Regions from separate parts of the Homo sapiens genome. Here region 1 is linked to region 2. A link is an interaction called in ENCODE POLR2A ChIA-PET data of the cell type or tissue named here. Cell type or tissue: A673. All regions are shown on one strand.

Region 1 (2,500 bases), 96 kb before region 2:
TTTTTACCAGACATCCAACTGTGTCACTTAGCTGCTACCAACCACAAAATAGACTACCAAGATTCATTTCCATTGTTTCCCTTATCTATTCTTCCTTAATAAATTAATGAAATATACATGTAAATTTTCATAAGAAGATAAAGACAGAGATAAGAATATGAGTAAAACAGAGTTGAAACAATAAATAATAAAGGTTTTGGCTGAAAGAAATAGATGTTAACTGCTTGTTTCTCTTGGAAATATCTATACATTTCTGAACATGTAACTTTCTATTCTTAGGAAAAGAACACATTTCTTAGATAATTCCATAACCAAGGAAATAATAAACTATATTATTCAATCAATAATCAGTTGTATACTGGCAAAACAAGTAGCTACAGTACTTTTATTATTGAATTTTAAGAAATTAATCATCATCTTATCAAGTACCTATGGACTTGATTCATGTATCTGCCTTTCTTCAAAAATAACTGTTGTCTGCGATAGTGTTTGACAAAAATATTTAAAATCCATAGAAATTTGACCATATTCAGATCAGAATGATGTCATGAAGTTGTTAGCCTTTGTCCTATCATTTTCAGTTACAGATGATTAAAAGGAAAAAAAGTTTACTTTCACCTTTCACAGATAAAGACAAAGGAATAATGAAACTTTTATTATTCTGTGTTCTATGGTAAGTGATGACAAAGTATCAAATTAAGGGCACCAAAAACCAACTAAATATTTCCAGAATACTTTTTAGGAAATAAATCCATCAACTATTTCAACTGAAACTTACTATTAGACAATGATAAAATAAGCAAACAAAATTATTCATCCACAGACACATTTACAGGGATTATTTACCTGAATCATTTCGTAGATAAGATGACATGGCTGGGATGAGGCAGGACTGACTGAGAAGCTCGAGAAGTACAGAAGGAAGGGCATTACTGTTCTGCCCTCTAGTCTCATGAGATGACTGAGCTTCTCCATTTACCGCACTACTGACGGGATTTATGTAACTGGCAAGAACCTAAAAATTGTTGAAATTAATTTGGATTTCAGTTTCACATACTTCAAAAGTTTTTATTGTAGGTTAGAAATTCAATCTGAATACTAAGAGTACATATTTTCTACTTAATCAGTATCTTATACTATGTTTTAAAATAATTATTTGTTTAAATTTTCAAAAGAGAAGGATCTGTTTTGTCTGAGAGTGTTGCTTACAAAGGATGGTACACTACATATGACTAGACATATAAAAGCAATACAACTACGAACATAAAAAATGTAGTAGCAACTCTGTATTATTTACATATTTTATTGAATAGACTCAATTCACAGTTTGAAGGTAACAAAATCTTAGAACTTTATACTAGAAGGAGCATTCTAGAGTTGCAGAAGACACATTCAAAGCACTGACGAACTTCAATTAGCTGATGCAGGAAGCAAAGCTAACCTTTTCATTATTTCCCCTATACATTTCTGTGGTATAAAGACTTTCTATTCTTGTCCAACTTGCCTGAATCTAGAAAAGTTATTTATTTATCTATTCATTTTTTTGAGACCGAGTTTCACTCTTATCGCCCAGGCTGGAGTGCAATGGTGCAATCTTGGCTCGCTGCGACCTCTGCCTCCCGGGTTTAAGTGATTCTCCTGCCTCAGCCTCCTGAGTAGCTGGGATTACAGGCATGTGCCACCAAGCCCAGCTAATCTTTCTATTTATTAGTAGAGGCAGGTTTCACCATGTTTGCCAGGCTGGTCTCAAACTCCTGACCTCAGGTGATCCACCCACCTCAGCCTCTCAAAGTGCTGGGATAACAGGCATGAGCCACCACGCCCGGCTGAAAAGTTATTTTAAAAAATGTAAGCAACCGTGAACCTGGGAGGTGAAGGTTGCAGTGAGCTGAGATCACGCCACTGCACTCCAGCCTGGGCCACAGAGTGAGCTCCGTCTCAAAAAAAAAAAAAAAAAAAAAAGTAAGCAACCAAAATGCATATAAATAAATAACACTTAAAAAAAAAAAAAAGGCCAGATACAACACATTAAACAAGAAAATGCCTGTAGGAAGATGCATCTTCCAGCTACTGGATAATTTCATCCCTGCCACTTTCCTCTCAGTGAAGAAGCTAGTTGAGAGGGAAGAAATACAGAGTCACAAGTAAGCAAGAACAATCTTTATCCAGTGGTATCTTAGAATGCACTGGGAAGAAGGACCACAAGTGGGCATAAACATAGCTGAGGAAAGTTGGATTAGTTATCAATATTTTAAAATAATAAATACAAAAAAAAAGCCATTATCATGAACAATATCAAGTTTACAAATATACCTGCAGAAGGCAGGTAACATGTTCCTCTTCCAGCCTTTGCTTAGTTAAGGCTTGTTCCACATCCCACCCAGAAGCTGTAGAGCCTGTTCCAAAGCCAGTCCCTTTGGCCCAATATAACTGTTGTTCTTCTGTTGATGTAGGGTTATGAGAGCTTGACACCTGTGGCTTAAAATAACAAAAAATGAAA
Region 2 (2,500 bases):
AATTCCTTTTAAAACCTCCTGCTATTCTGGAACCAGCTAAGATTATATTTTTCACGACTTCTCTAGCAAACCGTTTTTGCTTTTTGTTAAACTGTTGAGGAGACTAAGATGGTACCCAATGACACAAAACCATCAACAGAAGAATCACGTTAAGACAACAGTCAAACCCTTCAGTGACTAATACAGATATAAAATCATAAACCAATCTTAACTGAAAGACTTCTATTATTTATGCTGCAATAGAAGTAACTGTAAATAAATACCGATCTTCCTACGTGAGAAGGAAAAAAAAAATCACAGAAAACAAGAAAGAAAATAAACAAGTTTCCACTGATTGATGGTCAAAAACTTAATTTTTAAGTGAAGGTATTTAACACACCAAGAACATCACATATTCAACAAACCCAAATAGTTCCTCACATATTCAAGGTTGTTTTAAACTAGTTCGAGAAACAGTATTCCCTCTTTACTCATCTCAACCTTCTCAAAAACATCATTCAGTAGTAGAAACACGTAGTCTATTTTTACTCTTCCATTTCCAACATATTTGATATTTTTCAAATTAAAAAATTTCTGAAAGTGCATACACATAAAAACAGAATGATTTAAGACACTGTTCTAAGTGGGTACAGGGGGAAAAATAACCCTGTGAATTGACTTAGGAAAGAATATAAAACGATTTATATTTCCCCCAAATGCCCCTCCCACAAATAAATTTCCACTTAACAGCAATGAAAATTACATAATTAGAAATAATGTTTAAATATATAAATATCACTTTATTACTGCATAAAGTATATAATAAAAGAAGGTATATACCAGTAAACGTACTTGCATCATCCCTTTCTATTCTGGTTCCATCACTAGTTGACACACAAGTAAAGTGCAGAGGTTCAACTTCCAAAAGTCCAGTGAGAGATGTGAAACTACCCTCAGCAGCTGTGCAACTACTGACCTTTCCATTTCCTAATGGCAAAAGACAAGTTTTATAACACGTGAAGATAATTTTTAAAAAGCAATAGTCACAACAATAATTATAGCTGCAACTTCAATTTTAATTAGAACATATAAATACACAACTCTTACACAGTGCTTGAATCATGGGCATGGTATTAAGAAAACTGACAAAACAGCAGGCACGAGTTTCCCTGCTACAAAAGCAGATTTGGATAAAAGCAACTTAGTAGCTCCTCACATTAACAGAAACATGAGTGGTAGTTTCCTGTAACATGAAACTTACATTTAGTAACAAGTGATTTCAATCTCAAATGGGGTGAAAAATTTCAATCTCAAATGGGGTGAAAAAAGTAGTAAATCAGCTAGTCACATTAGCTATCACCTAATCTGTTGGCTATATGTAAAATCAGAATACATTCTAAGATGTCAACTGCATAAATATAAGACACAAAACAAAGGATGAACATTTCAAAATATTAACAAGGTTTATCTACACATTGTTTCTTGTATTTTGTTCATATTATCAGTTTTATAGAATGAGGCACACTACTTCATGGTCATAAAAATAGTTTAAGCTAGCATAAGTAGTTTTTAAAAGAAAAAACCATGTAGCCACAACTATATGACCAATAAAACCACAGCAAGAAGTCTAGAGGGAAGAACACAAATGAATTCACAGGGACTGCGTATGCAGCTTGGGAAGGCAAGGATTATATTCACTACTTTGCAATTTTTTTTTTTTTTTGGAATTAGCACTCATTTAAACAGAATTATTTAAATCACAAAGCAAAACAGAATTCACAGATGAAAAGAATGGGGAGGTATAAAAACTGTCATTAACAGCTGAAGGACTATCAAACACAAGAATAAACTGTCATAACCTTGTTTTCCAATGTCTTATTGGGGGTCAGCATAGGGCCTGACACATGCTCCAAAAAATGCTTATTGCACACTTACTCAATACAAGAATTGGGAGACAGAAGAATAAAAGGTAAGTCCCAGTCCTCACGAAGACTATATTCTATGTTAGTGGTTATTAGGAATTAACGCAACTTTTTTTTAAGCTGCAAGGTTTTACTTAAGAGAAATTTAAAGGACTAGTAAGTCAAGGGGCAATCAGTCCTAAGTTATGGGATAATAAAATGCTTCTCTAACAAAATGAGGGGATTCATAGGAAGAATAAGAGAGTTTCATACATTTGCTCCCTTGAAGTGGCAGAAAAGCCATGCAGAAAGAACATGAGTGAAATCCCCATAGCAAAGAAACATGGCACATTTAAGGAACTGAAAGAACAATATGCCTAGAGGAACAGTTCTCAATTCTAAGATCCCTCTACATATCTTTAAAATATTAAGCACCCTGAAGAGCTTTTGTTTCCTTGTTTTACTGGTATTTACCATAGTAGAAATTTCAAGGTGTGAAATTTAAATATTAATTCATTTAATAATAAACCCATTAAATGTTAAAATAGCATAATTTGATGAAAAATAACTGTTTTCTGAAGAAAAAAATAATTTAATGAAAAAAGTGACAATGTTTTACC

The links. ChIA-PET counts read pairs that join two places held together with the same protein. Peaks named below come from ENCODE experiments on the same cell type or tissue, not always from the same donor. Only the 100,000 strongest peaks of a DNase experiment are listed, where the experiment ranks them.
Region 1: POLR2A ChIA-PET joins it to region 2 with 9 read pairs; 4 of 35 experiments call an interaction of 5 or more read pairs at or near these places.

What each region holds. Positions count from the first base shown.
Region 1 is chr2:32,547,828-32,550,327 of GRCh38, reverse strand. BIRC6 (baculoviral IAP repeat containing 6) reads right to left here. Exons shown (of 74, transcript NM_016252.4): 64 at 2,314-2,478; 65 at 847-1,015. Among named protein-coding and RNA genes, the nearest start is that of MIR558, 17 kb to the right of the region's middle. In A673, no CTCF peak of the experiment used is centred here; no DNase peak of the experiment used is centred here.
Region 2 is chr2:32,452,274-32,454,773 of GRCh38, reverse strand. BIRC6 (baculoviral IAP repeat containing 6) reads right to left here. Exons shown (of 74, transcript NM_016252.4): 23 at 832-966. Among named protein-coding and RNA genes, the nearest start is that of MIR558, 79 kb to the left of the region's middle. In A673, no CTCF peak of the experiment used is centred here; a DNase peak (open chromatin) is centred at 1,213.